Linked DNA regions of Homo sapiens: region 2 is linked to region 1. Evidence: chromatin loops called from intact Hi-C (ENCODE). Cell type or tissue: ascending aorta. All regions are shown on one strand. Each heading gives the region's core, and the rest is flanking DNA. Links, peaks and the distances in the headings are about the cores only.

What was found. Peaks named below come from ENCODE experiments on the same cell type or tissue, not always from the same donor. Only the 100,000 strongest peaks of a DNase experiment are listed, where the experiment ranks them.
Region 2: a loop joins it to region 1, with 2.0 times the contacts of the local background. A loop is called at or near these places in 2 of 110 quality-filtered maps.

The regions. Positions count from the first base shown.
Region 1 is chr18:54,600,704-54,609,052 of GRCh38, forward strand. LOC124904308 (a long non-coding RNA gene) reads right to left here and starts at 6,404. Exons shown (of 2, transcript XR_007066380.1): 1 at 6,207-6,404; 2 at 4,022-4,231. RefSeq lists an enhancer at 6,573-7,364. In ascending aorta, for the core only: no CTCF peak of the experiment used is centred there; no DNase peak of the experiment used is centred there.
Region 2 is chr18:54,555,394-54,563,742 of GRCh38, forward strand. It overlaps the pseudogene DYNAPP2. Among named protein-coding and RNA genes, the nearest start is that of DYNAP, 32 kb to the right of the region's middle. In ascending aorta, for the core only: a CTCF peak has its summit at 3,763; no DNase peak of the experiment used is centred there.

The DNA of each region.
Region 1 (8,349 bases), core at 333-8,332:
AGAGTAGAAAGGTGGTTGCCAGTGGATGGCGGATAGAGAAAATAGGCAGATACGGGTCAAAGGGTACAAACTATCAGTTATAAGATGAATAAGTTCCAGAGATCTAATGGACAGTATGGTATCTATAGTTAATAATAATGTATTGCATACTTGAAAATTGCTAAGGTAATAGATCTCAAGTGTTCCCAACACAAACACAAGAAAAATGATAATTATGTCAGGTGAAAAAATATGTTAATTAGCTCAATTGCGGGAATCATTACAAAGGTATACTTATATGAAAACACCATATTGTATTCCTGGGAATTGCTGTGTTTATGAAAAAAAATAAAACATGTTTTCCACCATAAGTATATAAAATATACAAATTTTTCATCAATCATATCTTAATCTTTAAAAAATAAATATCAAAAAAGAAATATATTAATATATCAGTAAATATAATAAAAATAGATTATATTCTCCACCAATAAAAATAAAAAATAAGAGAATCCATAGAATCTTCAAAATAGCTTCTACAATTAACAAGTTGAGTAAAGGTGTAGGATGTAAAGTCAACAGACAAAAATCAATTGTATTTCTGTGTACTATTAGAGTTGCTAGTACCATTTACAATAGCACAAAACATGATATGCATAGATATAAATCTAACTGAATATGTGCAAGAGCTATCTGCTGAAAACTACAAAGCACTTTTGAAAGAAATCAGAGAAGACCTAAATAGAGAAATATACTGTGTTAATGGATTGGAAGAGTCAATGTTGAGATGTTCAGATTTCTCCACATTGGTCTGGAGTTTCAGTGTAATCCCAATCAAAATATCAGGAATATTTTCTGTGAAATCAAGAAACTGGTTTTAAACTTTATGTGGAAATGGGAAGGAACTAGAATAGCTAAAACAATTCTGAAAAAGAAAAGCTGAAAGAATCACAGTAATGATTTCAAGACTTACCATAAATTACAGCAATCAAGAATGTTTTATTGGTAAGTGGAAAGAAGCATAGATCAATGGACCAGAATAGAGAATCTAGAAAGAGATCTACAAACATATGGTTAATTCAACTTTGACAAATGTCCAAAGGCAATTCAGTGAGAAAAGAATAGTCTTCAATAGTTGGTGCTGAACAATTGGGCAATTTTATACACATACACACATATGTACAACTGTCTAATTTTTCAGTGTATGTAAATATGCATATCTTTTAAAAAGATCCTTGACTCATGCTTCCCACACTTTCAAAAAGTAACTCAAGATAGATTATAGACCTAAATGTAAAACCTAGGACTAGGAAATTTCTATAAGAAAACATAAGAGAAAATCTTTGTGGTCTTTGGTTTGGCAAACATTTCTTGTATTTGATAACAAAAGCACAATTCATAAAAGAAAATATTATAAATTGACTCCACCAAAATTAGTAACTTTTCCTCCTCAAAAAACACTCTCAGTAAAATGAAAATTTGACCTACAAATTGGGAAAAATATTTACAAAATATCTAACACTGGACTTATAGCTAGAATATATGCAGAATTCATACCAATAGACAAAAAGACAACCTATTAAAATAAGCGAATGATTTGAACAGACAATTCATCAAAGAAAACATATGCATGGCAAGTAACTACACAAAATGATGCTCATCATTATTAGTCATTAAAACCACAGTGAGACATACTGCACTATTATAATAGTTAAAAAAAAACAAAACAAACCAAAATAAGAAACCTTGACGGTAAAAACTACTGAACAGCAAGTGCTAGCAAGGAGCAGAGCAGAGTGGCTGGAACTGATTAGCACTGCTGGTGGGAAGGAAGGAAAGCATGAAAACAGGGAGGAAGGAGAGAAGGAAGAAAGTTGGTTCATTGGTTGGAGTAACCTTACCAGCAGGGTTTAAAGGGACCTTACTGGAATCTACTTAAGAAAGCCATGGCAACATCCCCCGATGGCAGCATCTGTGAGGCTCTTAAAGGTAGGAAGAGAATCTGAGTAACCTTAGCTACAGATAAAGGAGCATGGGGTTAATGAAGGGGCAGAAGTATTTGACCTTGTCAGCCTCTGGGGTAAGGAAAAGACTCCTGGATATGTTGAGATTGCTGGTAGTGCTAAGGACATTAGTAGAGTTTAACAGGGTCTTCAGCTACAGAGGGGCTGGAGTGAAGCTGAATACAGCACCCACCCCAAAAATTGTACATGCCCCTCATACAGTGAAGACCATATGGGTATAGCCCACCAGCAAAGGGTGAAGCTGTCTGGAATCACAGCTAAACCACTTTTGCCTTTGTTATCCTTCTTCCCTGCTCCCAACTGGTGGGAGCTAGAGTTTATAAGAGAGAAGGGGAAGAGGTGACTCAGATAAAAGATTCCCACACCCACTATGATCTGTGCGCTATCCTTGGTACATCCTCAGTATCTTAGAGATACTGGAGAAAATAATATGGACCCAGATGGAGAAAGGAAGGAAATGAGTAGTGAATTGAATTTGAGATTAAAGGATTTGTTTTTATTTTTATTTTAGTTGGTCAAGATTGGGGCCTAAATGCCAAAATAAGACTGTTAATAACAAAAGAAAGAAAAATTATAGACTGGCTAAAGTGTCATTAAGCACTGTGTTACCCATTGGCAAGGAGGGACTCAACATTGTATAGTTTTGATAAAATATATACCTAATTCATGTGTAAATTATACAAGCTTAGATTCCCCAATACATGGTTAGCTACACTAGTGGATATTTTTAGCTATTAGAATAATCTAAGTTAATCACAAAAGCTATGTACATTGAAAATCCCATTAGCTGAAACTTTAATTTCAGAAATTGGGCTAACCCATAATTAAATTTATAAAATATATTGATTTTACCTCTTTTTAAAAACTCATTTGAGACAGGGTCTCATTCTGTCACCCAGGCTGGAATGCAGTGGCACGTTTGTGGCTCACTGCAGCCTTGACTTCCTGTGCTCAAGTGGTCCTCTCACCTCAGCCTCCTGAGTAGCTGGGATCAGAGGCATGTGCCAGCATGCCCAGCCAATTTTTTTGTATTTTTTGTAGAGATGGGGTCTCACCATGCTGCTCAGGCTGGTCTTAAACTCCTGGGCTCAAGCGGTCTACCTGCTTCGGCCTCCCAAAGTGCTGGGATTACAGACATGAGCCCCCGCACCCAGTCTTCTTTTTTATTTATTTATTTTTTAATAATGTAATCTTTTTTAAAATTTTATTTTTTTATTTCAAAAGGTTTTTGGGGAACAGGTGGTGTTTGGTTACACAAAAAGTTTTTCTTTTCTTAAATATTTATTGAACTCCTGCTGTGTGCCAGATACTGTTCTTTATTTTAAAAAATTTTTTTTGATTTCCATAGGTTATTGGGGAACAGGTGGTATCAAAAAGATAATCCACCACGATCAAGTGGGTTTCATACAGGAAACAGAGCAAGCTATTTCTCAGAGGCAACTAGATTGCATAGACCCACGATATTCATTCCAATTGTTTGTTTTTCCTACTAATCATTCCCCAACAGAATTAACAGGACAGATGGCCCCAGGGCTACGCTTCCTAGAGTGGGTTTTTTGCTCATATACCGGGACCAAAACACTATCTCGCTATGTCCAGCTAGTTAGTAAAGTCATCTATACAGGCTGCAGATGATGCAAATAATTGCTAGGTTATGACCCTGATGTCATAAGAATTCCCTTAAGTAAAAAACAATTCAAAGCAGTCCTGCTCCTACCTCTAGACCCTCAGGATAGCACTCTCTGATTATGCGGGCTGTATAGAACATGGCCTTCCTGCTGACAAACTACTTCAGTTCTTATCTCATATTCCTGTAGCTATGCCTACAAAGGTAGTTCACACCCCCATACCTAACGCTTTAATGCTTTTTACCGATGGCTCTGGTAAAAATGGAAAAGCAGCTGTCTGGTGGGAACCACATAACTCCCTCACTCTATCTGGATTTACTAGCACTCAAAGAGCTGAGGTTGGAGCCCTAATATTAGCCGTAGAAACCTTTTCCACTCAGCATATCAATATTGTTAGTGACTGCTTACTCTGTTTATTTATTACAGAACCTTGAGACAGCCCTCATTAAGTCCACTCTTGAGCCCACCACTCTGACTGATCCCTCACATCTTCCCCTTTTCTGTTTTTTGCATCAGGTCTTGTTGATTGAAGAGTACATATATGTGCAGCAACGGGTTTGTCAGGTGTAGCGGCTACAGCTCGTTTTCCAGCTTTGCATCCTAGAATTAGTAAATAACATGAGACAAACATGAGTATAATCAGTAATATTCTTTTCGAATCAAAGAGTGGTCCCCAGGAGTGGAGGTCTATCCAGGAGAGGATAGACTCTTTTTGCAGTGGCAGTTAAATATTGAGGGGAGTTCAGGGCTGCATTGTCCTTTTGTATAGAAAACAGGTTTTGTAACTTGTCAGTAGTTATGCCCAAGGTGGGGTGAAGCCAGTTAATATCGCCGAGTAATTTTTGATAATCATTTAAGGTGTGTAAGTTGTTAGTATTTAATTTAACCTTCTGAGGTCTTACTGACTGGGAAGTTAGTATGTATCCAAGATATTTCCAAGGAGAGGACATCTGTACTTTTTCAGGTGCTATGATTAAACCTCTTAACTGTGAATTCTTTTTGACAGAGGCATATAGACGCAAAAGTGTTGGCTCTGTTGGGGCTGCCAGTAAGACATCGTCCATAAAATGGATGATCTTGCAATTAGGAAATTCTTTTCTACTGGGAATCAAAACCTGATTTCTATGATACACATAGTAGGACTGTTCAGCGTTCCTTGAGGAGTACTTTCTAATGAAATCGGCAAGCTGGCCTTTCATTATTGATAGCTGGTATTGCAAGCGCAAATTTTTCTCTGTCCTGTTTTGCAAGGGGAATAGTATAAAAACAGTCTTTTAAGTCAATAATGACTATAGACCAATCTGGAGGAATCGCCGTGGGGAAGGGAGCCCCTGTTGAAAGGGCCGCATGCGTTGCAAATTAGCACTGATAGCATGTAGGCCGTGCAAAAATCTCCATTTACTAGACCTTTTGGGAATGATGAAAATGGGCGAATTCCAAGGGCTGTTTGATGGTTCTATATGGCTGGCTTTTAATTGTTCCTCAACTAATTCATGGGCTCTTTGTAATTTCTCTCCCTTTAAAGGCTACTGTTCTACCCAAATAGGATTTTGAGAGAGCTACATCAGGGGTAGGGGAGGAATAACAACAGTGGCCATTATTAGAAGGGGGTCTGCAGAGTGACCCCCCCATTTGGCTAATAGGTCCCATCCCCAAAGATTAACAGGGATGGGCATGATTAGAGGTTGTATAATAACATAAGGACCCCTTCCCTGGAGCATTGCAGCTGTTATGTTTTGCCTGGCCAATTGATTTTGGTTGGCTTGTTGTCCACACAATTTATCAAATTCTGCTTTCCAGAGGAGGTACTGACTGGCTTCTAAAGTTGTTTTAGCTAATACTGACCAGTCCCATGGGGTTATATGGAAACTGTCTGCCATGGCCTCGATTAATCCTTTCATATATGGGCTAGCGGCTCCGTTTTCTCTAATGCTTTTCCTTATCTCTTTATAAGTGTCAAAAGTAATGGGTTCATATACCCAATCGCCTTGTTGATCTTGCATCACCGGGCAGGCCAAGAGCTCCCCTTCTAATGCCACTCGCCTAAGACAGGGTCCCATAACTGTAGTGTATCCCTTGTCTTTTTTCCAATTTATTTGGGGAGGGGGGCTCCAGAGAAACCTCTGTTTCCTCTTTTATATCTTTACCCAGTAATGGCAGGGCTGAGGGAGGAGGAGGAGGCAGTAAGGTAGGTGATGCTTCCTCTTCCCTTCCCTTTTTAGGCTCTTCTGTGTAGAGCGGGGCCAAAGCAGCCCTAACTAATGCCCATAACATTAAAGATGTTACTGGGACCTGTTGCCCTTGTGCATGATGTTGTTTAAGATTTCTCCACACTTGTTCCCAGAGTTCTAGGTCTAGCGTGCCTTCTTCTGGGAACCATGGGTTATTGGAAACAACAGTTTGCATTAGGTCCCTTAATTGAACCTGCGAAACTGAGGCTCCACTAGCTTTAAGCAGCTATTTCAATACTTTTATATACTGTTTCTGTCAAGTGGGTAACTGTTGTCCCATGATGAAACCCTAGCTTGAAAATTTCCCCGAACATGGAAAGCCCGACTGGGCATCAATGACTTACGGACGGCGCAGACTCTTCACCCTCATTTTTGAGGGTTCCATTGCAATCCGTTGTAGTGTTTCTCACAGCAGGCACCAGCTGCCAGGTCTGTCCCACACACCCTGGCTGAGCGATGGATGAAAGGAGTACTCAGACACAGGTATGCAGTGTAAGAGCTGCTAAGGGACTTGCCCGCACTAGGGGCTGAAGAGAGAGCAGACTTGATAAGCTAGCACTGCATGGTTTTATTTAGTACAGACATAATGCCGAAAGCCTGGAGCAAACACAATCTGCAGGTAATTAACATTATTGTTCCCCCTTACAGGGAGCAGTCGTGCGTGGATGGTCAAAGGTGGGTTTCTGGACAACATGGGTAAACAAGCCTATTGAGATAAATTCCCCTGTTATTTCCTTGTACCTGTGTCTCACCCTCTGCCCCAGGGTAAGAGAACAGCTGCCTTCAGCTTATTGTCCCCTGAAACTTTGCAGAGCCTTCTGACCTTTCAAAAGGCCTGCTTCTTTCCCTATAGCTTCTTCCACCACTCTGACAGATCTGCCACACCTCTTTTGAGTTCCCACAGAGGTAATACATGCCACACCACAGTGGAATCACCTGCTTGAGTATCAGTGTCCTCTCCAGGCTGAGCTCACTGGCTTTTAGCTCTGAATCCACAGCACTCAGCATATGACTTTAGCTGGCACAAATCCGATGTCCGTAGGTATTTGTTAAATGAATGAATAAATGAATAACTGATTATCTTTAATGAATCAAGTCTTGCCAACTAACTCACCTCTGGTGAAACGCATTATGCAACAGTGTTAAACAAACTAAATGCAAAATGCCAAAGTTTCGCATTACAACAGATCTCTTCATTTGTCCGACTAGAAATCGAAACTAGAAGGTGAAGTCACCAGGAAATGTTTGCATGATTATAGAGCCTTTGTCAAGTTCCAGTCATGGTTGAGCGGAGAATGCAGATTGTGAGCAGGATTTCCAGTTCAAAGAAAAACCTGGATTTTCTGGAGTAAAAACGTAACTATAATTGGAACTCACCTAGTAGAACTTATTTACGCACTACACACAATTAAAATTGCCAAGTCAGCCTACTTCCAATTAGGAAGGGGATCTTCTTACCCCATCTTTCTACTTCATTTTAGATGAACTGTCTTCTCAACTCATGCTGATAATTTTTTTCAATTTGTTTACTTACCTATAACTTCTCAAAGAAATGACAGCTTCTGACTTAGTAAATGTTTAAAGTGAAACTAAACGGACAAAAAGTCATGAAAGGTGACCATGGTTGTCAGTGAACCTCCATTTTGCCACAATTCTGCAAATCTGTTAAATGAGAAAATGGGGCTAGATAATTTCTGTGTTCTCATACATATTACACTTCAATTAAACAAGAAATAATTGAGTCATTCCACGAATCGATAGGCTGGAGGAATGCTTTTAAGTAGGAAGCTGACAAGTAAGCTATAAGTTTGCTTTCTTTTTTCCTTTTCAGTAGGAGGTAGGATACCTTTACTCAAACAATGTTTTGGGGCTAAGAAAAACTGTACCTGAGAGATGTTGGGAGGAACAACACAGCACTGAAAGTGGTTTTGGTGGTTGCCACTAGAGTTTCCTAATAATTTTACCAAGTGGTTTGAACTTTTGCCAAAACAAATGATTCATCTTCTTCTCTTTGGGAATTGTAATATATGTCAACAGTAACACACTAGTATGTTAATGGAAGAAATTTTATATGGATTACAGAGTCATTTTCTTGTGAGGAAGGCTCATAAGAAAGAAATTAGATATTTTTTCAGTCAAATGTTGGCACGGTTAATATTATTGTTTTATATAAATATATACTCCGAAAGGCGTAGCATACAATGGGAAATCATAATTACTGAATTGAATTCACTGCTGGATAGATGTATCATAGTTAACTTAGTGTTAAGTCCAATATTTCTTGAAATCTGCAACTATAAAAGGCATCAAAGTAACAAATATTTCTAGAGTTGGGATTATGAAATTGGTTGCTACGGGTTGGAAGGAAAATACAGGACATAATCCTACATGTGCTAAACAACTTCACATCTAAACAATGAGTAGTACAAATATTTTTAACTCTCCATTAACCTGAGCTTTCCACTTATCATCACCTGTCTAGCTTTC
Region 2 (8,349 bases), core at 77-8,076, 46 kb before region 1:
GCTACTCAAGAGGCTGAGGCAGAAGAATCCTTGCACCCAGGAGCAGAGGTGGCAGTGAGCCAAGATCGCACCACTGCACTCCGGCCTGGGCAACAGAGCAAGACACTGTCTCAAAAGAAAAATAAAGAAAGGAATGCATGGGTTGTGATAAGGGATTGTGGAGACCAAGAATTTATCATGTAGATAAAGCCTCCAGATAGTAGGCTTCAGAGAGTAAATGTTTCTTATGACTTAAAGAGTCTCTTCTCAGTCATTCCAAAAGGAAGGAGGTTATAATGAGGCATGTCTAGCTGCTCCCCTTCCCATCATGGCCTGAACTAGTTTTTCAGATTAACTCTGGGATGCCTTTGCCAGGAGGAGAGGTCTATTCAGATGGTTGGGCAGCTTAAAATTTTATTTTTGGTTTGCAAAGCCATCCATTGAATTCTTAATATTATTTTATTTTCAGTTTTATAATTTAAATTTTTAAAATAGTTTTATGTTTCTGCCAAATTCACCTCCTTATCTTTAATTTCCTGAACATGTTAATCATAAAGATTTTCAAGTCATATCTGAAATTCCAGTACCTTTATTCCTGTGTGTCTGTTTTTTTGTATATTTTCTTTCTCTTGTTTTTCATACAAATGTTATTTTCTTACATGCATAGTAATTTTTGCCCAATATTTTTTCATGAAAAATTTATAGAAATAATTTGAGAATCTTAGAAGGATTCTCTTTCTCCAGAAATGATCTACATCCACTTCTGGCAGGCAGCTGGGTTGGAGGTGGATCACCTTAATTCAATGAGGTGTGGAAATGACTCAAACTTGAGGTTTCCTGCTTGTGAGGGTCAGTTTGTTTCCAATTCATCTCTACCCTAGTCAGAGACAGTTCTTTGGATCCCAAATAAATACCTGTAATGTTTATCAAGACCCCTCCTTTTGCATGCAGAATTTAGAATAGAAGCTCTATGAGGGCAGGAATCTTTGCAATTTTATTCGTTGCTCAAAATTCTGGTCAGGACCTGGAAGATATAGGCATCCAATAAATATTTCTTGAATTAATAAATTGATAAACGAACAAGATATAAATTACAGTAACCAGGGGATATCAATTCCTATAACAAACTGATGAAATTAAAAATCTGACAATACCTAATTTTTAGCAAGTAGGTATAAAACTGAGACCATTCCTACAAGAATGTACACAGGTAGTTTTAGAGCTTGATTTGGCAAAACGTGGCAATTGAAGATGCACATACACTTGAATCTAGCAAATCCATTCTTAGATATATAGTTTAGAAACATTTACATTCTGTTCAATGTAAAATTCTTTCTGTCTGTTCTTATATTTGAAATATTTCTTTATTTTTTAAGACAGCATGGTTGGGACATAGTAAGTATATAAATGAGTGAACAATGAAGCTTGACAGGAGAGCAGGGGTTACCCCCCTCTTAAGGTCTTACAGGTCATTCTAAGTTTTAGTGATTTCCCCTCTGAAAAGGAAATGCCATTGAGGTGTTCTGAGCAGGATAGTGGCATATTTGCTTTCATTTTAGATCAACAGTGTGGATGCTGTGTGGAAAAGGGTTTGGGGGATTGTAGAAGTGGAAATAGGGAAGACAGTTGGGAGAGTTTGCAATGGATTTGGTAGGAAGGGAGGGTGGGTTGGGTGAAAAGACTCAACATAGTGCCTAACATGCAGTGAGTGATCAATACCATGAATATTACTCTTATTGCTCAGACAATCCAGGGATATACAGTCATTTGTCCTTTACTGAGAATGGAACCCCAACCCTCAATATTTTATTCACATACAATGACCATGCTGTTTTCTTGAAGTTATGTCTTATCTCTTCTAGATTTAAAATCAAAGTTCTCATCATCTGCTTTCTCACTTTGTACATTGATACCATTTCTCTACATTTTCACAACAGCCTTTCTGTATACCTGGCCCTATCTTTATAATTTCCTTCAATCTTATAGCTCCTCTGCATTGTCTTAGCTGCTCTCGCCTTCTCTAGTGCCCTTCTTCCTCACCTTTTCTAACCTGTGTACATCAGGACCTTTAAGATCTGATTCTCTTCTCCATGCTGTGACCAGCTTCTTTGCTCAGAGATTATTTTCTTTGCTTTCTTACACGTTGAAAATCATCACTCCAAATATGTTTATTTCCAGCTCCATCCCTTGGGCCCTGCCTGAGCCTCTCTCAGGTCCTCATGGCTGAATCCACCAAACCCCCTCACCTGTAACCTCTCTCTTGCCCCAGCGTCTGTCCTAGTCCCAGGCAGAACTGGGTCAAAGAAAATAATTATATTAGTGCTACTGCCCCTTATCTTCTGCTGTTGGGCAGGGGTGCTTCATACTCATCTTCTGCCACCTTCAACTCAGATTAGGTGGCAAATCCCATACTCTGACCACTGTGACAGCACAGTCCTACCCTGACATTCTGCTCAAAACTTTCCTTGCTGTGGCCCTGAGTGGGGGCTGAATGTCCCAATGCTGATTCCTGATTCCTGCAGTCCCACTGTGATTGTAGGGTTAGAGCTGTCCCCAGCTCCCACAGGACCTCAGATTGGACAACTCCATCATGGCCCTGCAGCTTTTAATCCCTTTTCTGTGAGCTAGTTTGCAGCGTCTGATAATTAGAGGATCCCTTTTGTATTGCTGATGAATATCTGGTTGATTCCCACTCATTTCCCAAGAGTGCTTACAGCCATACTTTGTTCTTTTCAGGCCTCACCCCTGGAGACTAGGTCTTTTCCATAAACTTTACCTCCAAATGCTAAAGACCTGCTGACTCCTACAGACCTTAACTAAGACTGCAAGACCTGCAGAGCTCTTGATAGATTCATGATTCTTGTACTCGGTGAGAGGATGGGCTTCTCCAATGGGGATGCCTTAGTGCTGATCATCTGTTTAAATCTGGGTTGGAGATTGGAGTGTTTGCATGGATAGGAAGCCTGGCATCTTCAATTAGATTTGCTAAGCCATTGCTACTACTTACAGCCTGGATGCCTGCAACTCCTGCCCCATGGATGTTCTATTTCCAGCCCTCAACACTACCTCTGTTTTGCTGCCCTGTCTTGTGTTAATAACATCTAGGCATCCCTGATGCATTTGAAGATAAGTCACCAGTATCTTTATTTTTTTTTCAGTGTTTTTGTTTGGTCCCTTTGAATGATTCACTTCTAAATGTCTTTCATTTCTAATTCACTTTTCCCATCTCCCCTCAATATACTTTTCAAATATCAACTTTATGGAGATATAATTCACATATCATAAAATTTGCCATTTTACAATGTATACTTTTTCTTCTCCTATTATTAACAAAGGTGTACAATAATTATAGAATGACCTTAATTAAATGATTGTTGGATAAGTGAGGTAACCTCAGATTCACACACTAAACTTAGCTTGTGAGTCATTGAGTGTTTCTTTAAGAGTTGATGTCTCATCAACACATGGGGATAATAATCTTTCCTTCTTAGAGGGGTTATAAGAATTAAATTATGAACAGAGAGGTGCACCTACTTGTTAAGCACATATCTTTTTATAGTGAATTTATTCATTCTGAATGAGGGAGTAAAAGACAATATTCTATTGATAAAAACACATTTGACATTTTTAATCTAATGTAATGTGGAATTAGACAAATTACTCATATGGGTCAAAATGTATTTTTCAGCTGCTTGTTTCCATTTTGAGTGGTGCTAATTGTTATTATTACAATTGTAATAGTACTGGCAAGTGTGGAAAATGCTGCCCAGGTGTTAACACCCATTTAGGAGGCTGCAGTAACATTTTGCAACAACAGATGGTGCTATTCATTTCCTTACCTCTTCCCCATTAAAAATAACTGACTTAGGTAAAAGTCAAATTGTAATTTTTTTTTGTAAGAAGTTTTTTTTTTTTTAAAATTTGAGTAATGAGGGGGCATGTTTGTGGTGCTAAAATAAGAACTACCATTTAGAAGAATTTTTAAAATTTCAACTTTTATTTTAGATACAGGGGATACACGAGCAGGTTTGTTACACAGGAATATGGCACGATGCTGAGGTTTGGTGTATGGATCCTGTCACCCAGATAGTGGGCATAGTACCTGATAAATACTTTTTAAACCCACAGCCCCTCCCTCTACCATATAGTAGTCCATTGTTTCCATATTTATGTTCGTGTGTGCTTAATGTTAGCCCCCACTTGTAAGTGAGAAAATGCAGCATTTGGTTTTCTGTTCCTGCATTAATTTTGCTTAAGATGATGGTCTCTAGCTCCATCCATGTTGCAGCAATGGACATGATTTCATTCTTTTTATGGCAGCATAATACTCCATGGTGTATATGTACCACATTTTCTTTATCCAGTCTATCATTGATGGACACCTGGGTTGATTCCATATCTTTGCTATTGTGAATCATGCAGTGGTGAACATATGAGTGCATGTGTAGAATAATAATTTGATTTATTTTGGGTATCTCTCTACAAAACAGAACCCGGGGCAATAAGTTAAAGTTACTGAGAAGACTTTGACTCAACATAGAGAAGAATGATCTAGTAGTGTAGGTCAACTCAAGAGAAAATGTTGTACTCTAGAAAATGAATGAGCTCCTGGTCATTGTAAGTTGACATAGAGTCTGGAAGATAGAGTTCACTTTTGTTCATTGGAGTTTGATCATATTTCTAGGTCCTTGTATCTAAAATATAATTGCATACATTTTTTAAAAGCAGACTATTATCCATAATATAATACAACTACTTTGAGAGGCTGAGGCAGGCAGATCGCTTGAGCTCAGGAGTTTGAGACCAGCCTGGGCAACATGGCAAAACGCTGTCTTTACAAAAAATACAAAAAACTAGCTGAGCATGGTGGTATGTGCCTGTAGTCCCAGCTACTCAGGAGGCTGAGGTGGGAGGACTGCTTGAATCCAGGAGGTTGAGGCTGCAGTGAGTGTGATCATGCCAACTGTACTTCAGCCTGAGTGATAGAGTAAGACCCTGCCTTAAAAAAGAATACAACTACTGTTACTTAAAAGAACTTTTACATTTGTAATCAAAAGTCAATTATTATATGTATTACCAACTGCATTAAGACTAGAATGTAAGCTCCAATAACACAAGTACTTAATCTGTTTTATTTATTGCTTTGTAGATCATTATTTCTCAGAAAAACCTGACTTGTATTACATTTTCAATAAACATTTTCTGAATGAATGAAGAAAAGACACTATCATTAAAAATGCATTTGGCATTTTTAATCAATCATTCAAAACATTTTTCAGCTGCTTGTTTCCATTTTGAGTAGTATTAATTATTATTATTACAAGATACTATCTAATTTATTTTTCATTAATTTTAATCTGTTGAAAGGACATTCTGTCACTGGTATTAGAAGTTGAGTAAAATAAAGAACCACTCTTATTCTTTATGATAATTACATAAGAGAATGTATAAAATTTTCTTTTTTTTAACTTCTACATTTAGTGATTTTATGCAAAGCACTCACTGAATTAATACCCATCTGAGAAGGTTTTTGAAATTTTTTTGCACCTCTGTGTATTTTTATGACTTTTCATACATTAAATTAATTGAATAATACTGGAAATATAGTTATCACTAATTGCACTATATTTTAAAACCTCTTGTCTGGCTTGTTAGTTACTATGCCAATCAAACAGTTAAAAAGGGAACTAAGATAATCTCTTTGCCTGAATATTGTCAAAAATCAGAGAACTGGAGCTGTCACATTGGTCTCAGCCAATGAATGAACTAAGTTGCTTTAATTATCATCAGACCATAATGAAATTTCAGCCAAGGGGTTTGTGTGTGTGTGTGTTAGTCAAAATAGAAAACAAATTGACATAGCATTAATAGATGAACCTAAAAGAGACCACCAAGTTTCTTTGGCTAAAGAATGGCCAAATATCAAAGCACTTTCACTACTTTACTAATAAGTGTTTCCAAATTCTTTTGGCAAAAAAAAAAAAAAAAAAAAAAAAGAAAGAAAAACCAGAGTGGAAGTATGTGACTGTGAAGGCGGTGGGATATGCAACTGCAAGTGGCATCATTTTCACAATCTAAGGTGCAAAAAAATCTAAGGTGCACTTTTGCCTCTGGTATTGGGAAAAGTGACAATCCTGGATTTACCCATACATTCTTTGCACATCATATTAATCTGGGTATTCTATTCTGAATAATATACTAATACCTGCATAAGAAATATTCTTTGACAATGTAGAGATCAGATGAATTTCGCAGTAACATATTTTCTTTGGTACTTCGTAATTGAGTTTTGCGACTGTGTAATCAATTAGGCATTTTGAAAGTGGAATGTGCCAGTTATTGTACAAGCATCAGAAATAATTTATTCATCTGTAGGCTATCAAAATAAGGTGTAAATACAAAAGAATGCTTGCAAAATTTTATCTATGCTGTGGTTATTGTGCCCCAGGGCCAAATTAAGATAGTATCTCCTCCCTGCTGTAATATGTTAGTGTACTACTAAAGATGTAATTCAGCTGTTATAAAAGTCTACAGTGCTGCAGTAATTCTTCTTTATGAAGGTTTTAGAGGTTCAAGCTTTTTTCACTTTGCTACTCTGTGATTCATAGGATGTTGCCTTGATCTCTTTAGTTGACTTACACTATTAGATTATTCTTCTCTATGTTGAGTCAAAGTCAACCCATAAAGAGTAAGTAAGCTGATTATCATACAATGCATTAACCATCCTCTTTCAGGAGTGACACATCATAAAGGATGGCGTCCTTCCTTCCCAGCCCTCTCCTGCTCTGATTATAGCCTCTGTCCTCTGTTTGGCTGAGCTCAAATTTCTTCATCTTTCTTAATCCTGTCACACTCATAACAGTGCCTTATTATTTTTTATAGATGAACAATCTGATTTATTATACACAGAGACATATCACTTCTTTATTCCCTATAATAGAGCATGAAGGCCTTGAGGCGAGATAGAGACCACACAACGCATGGTGATCAATTGCAAAATACTTGATCTTTCTTAACTTTGTCTTGAGCTTGGACTCTGGTATTCTGTCAGAGCATTGAGTTACTACTAATACAGAACGTGTCTTTGCATGGGGGGTTTTAAATGGTGGTTTTAGTTGCAGGCACTCCAGGATTAGCAGGAGAAAATTGGATGATAGAACTTTCTGAACAGTTATTGTGGAAAGTCTCCACACCACTTTTGGTCTCAGTAATTTTATTTCTAAAATAACTGGCAAGGTTGCTTTTGGTAAGCAATTTGTTTTCTTTTAGCTCTGATCATCTATGACCCCTTGTTTCTATACCTAATAGAAGCTCTGTTGTGGTATATCTTCATAGGATGCACCTATGCTTGAAATATGGGGATATTTAATAAATATGCATCATAATATGATGATAACAGATGATGGGTGATATTGCCTCATAATATTAATAAAGTATATGAAATAATAAAAGCTAGTGACCTGACTGGATTTAATTACTTTGAGAGATAATTTTATTTAAAGACTATATTTATTCCTAAAATAAAATGAAAATTTTGATTTATTCAGTACAAGTCTTGTTTTAAATATTGATCTTCTACTAATAATTTTATTACATGTCACAAGACAGTTCAAAATTTTTAGAATAATTTTGCTTTAAAAATTCAACACGGCAGCTTCTTTTTCTTCCCATTTGTTCCATTGTTTTGTCCCTGTAGACAGTCCAGAGTCCAAACAACCATGAAGCTCATAGTTCAGCATGTCAGTTTCTACTGATGTCACCAGTGGGGCTTGCACCAATATCAATGCTGTCTGCATCAGTCCAGGAACCCCTGAACCCTCAGAACTCCCAGACAGACTATTCCAGCAGGGCCAGATAATGTTTATGATAATATTGCTTGTTTCTCCAGTGATACTTCCGTGGCAGTACTCCTGGCTCAGTATTTATTGAATGGGTATATGTATATAATAATATAGGTATTATATATTAGGAATTATATATATATATAGAGAGAGAGAGAGAGTGTGTATATTTCTATAAAATGATGTGTGTGTATGTATATATACATATGTATACACATATATGTGTGTATGTATATATACATATGTATACACATATATGTGTGTATGTATATATACATATGTATACACATATATATGTGTGTATGCATATATGTGTACATGTGTATAATATTATCTAATATCCAATATATATATACACACACATATATATCCCATATATATATGGAATGGGCAGGTAAACTAAGCTCAAGTAGCAAGATAGAGGTATCATTGTGCTCCAAGACTCTAAAGGCCTTGCTCTGTAGGAACCTGCCTCTTGCTGCAATCCCAATCCAGCCTCTGAGTCAGCCTGACTGTCCTTTCTTTACCC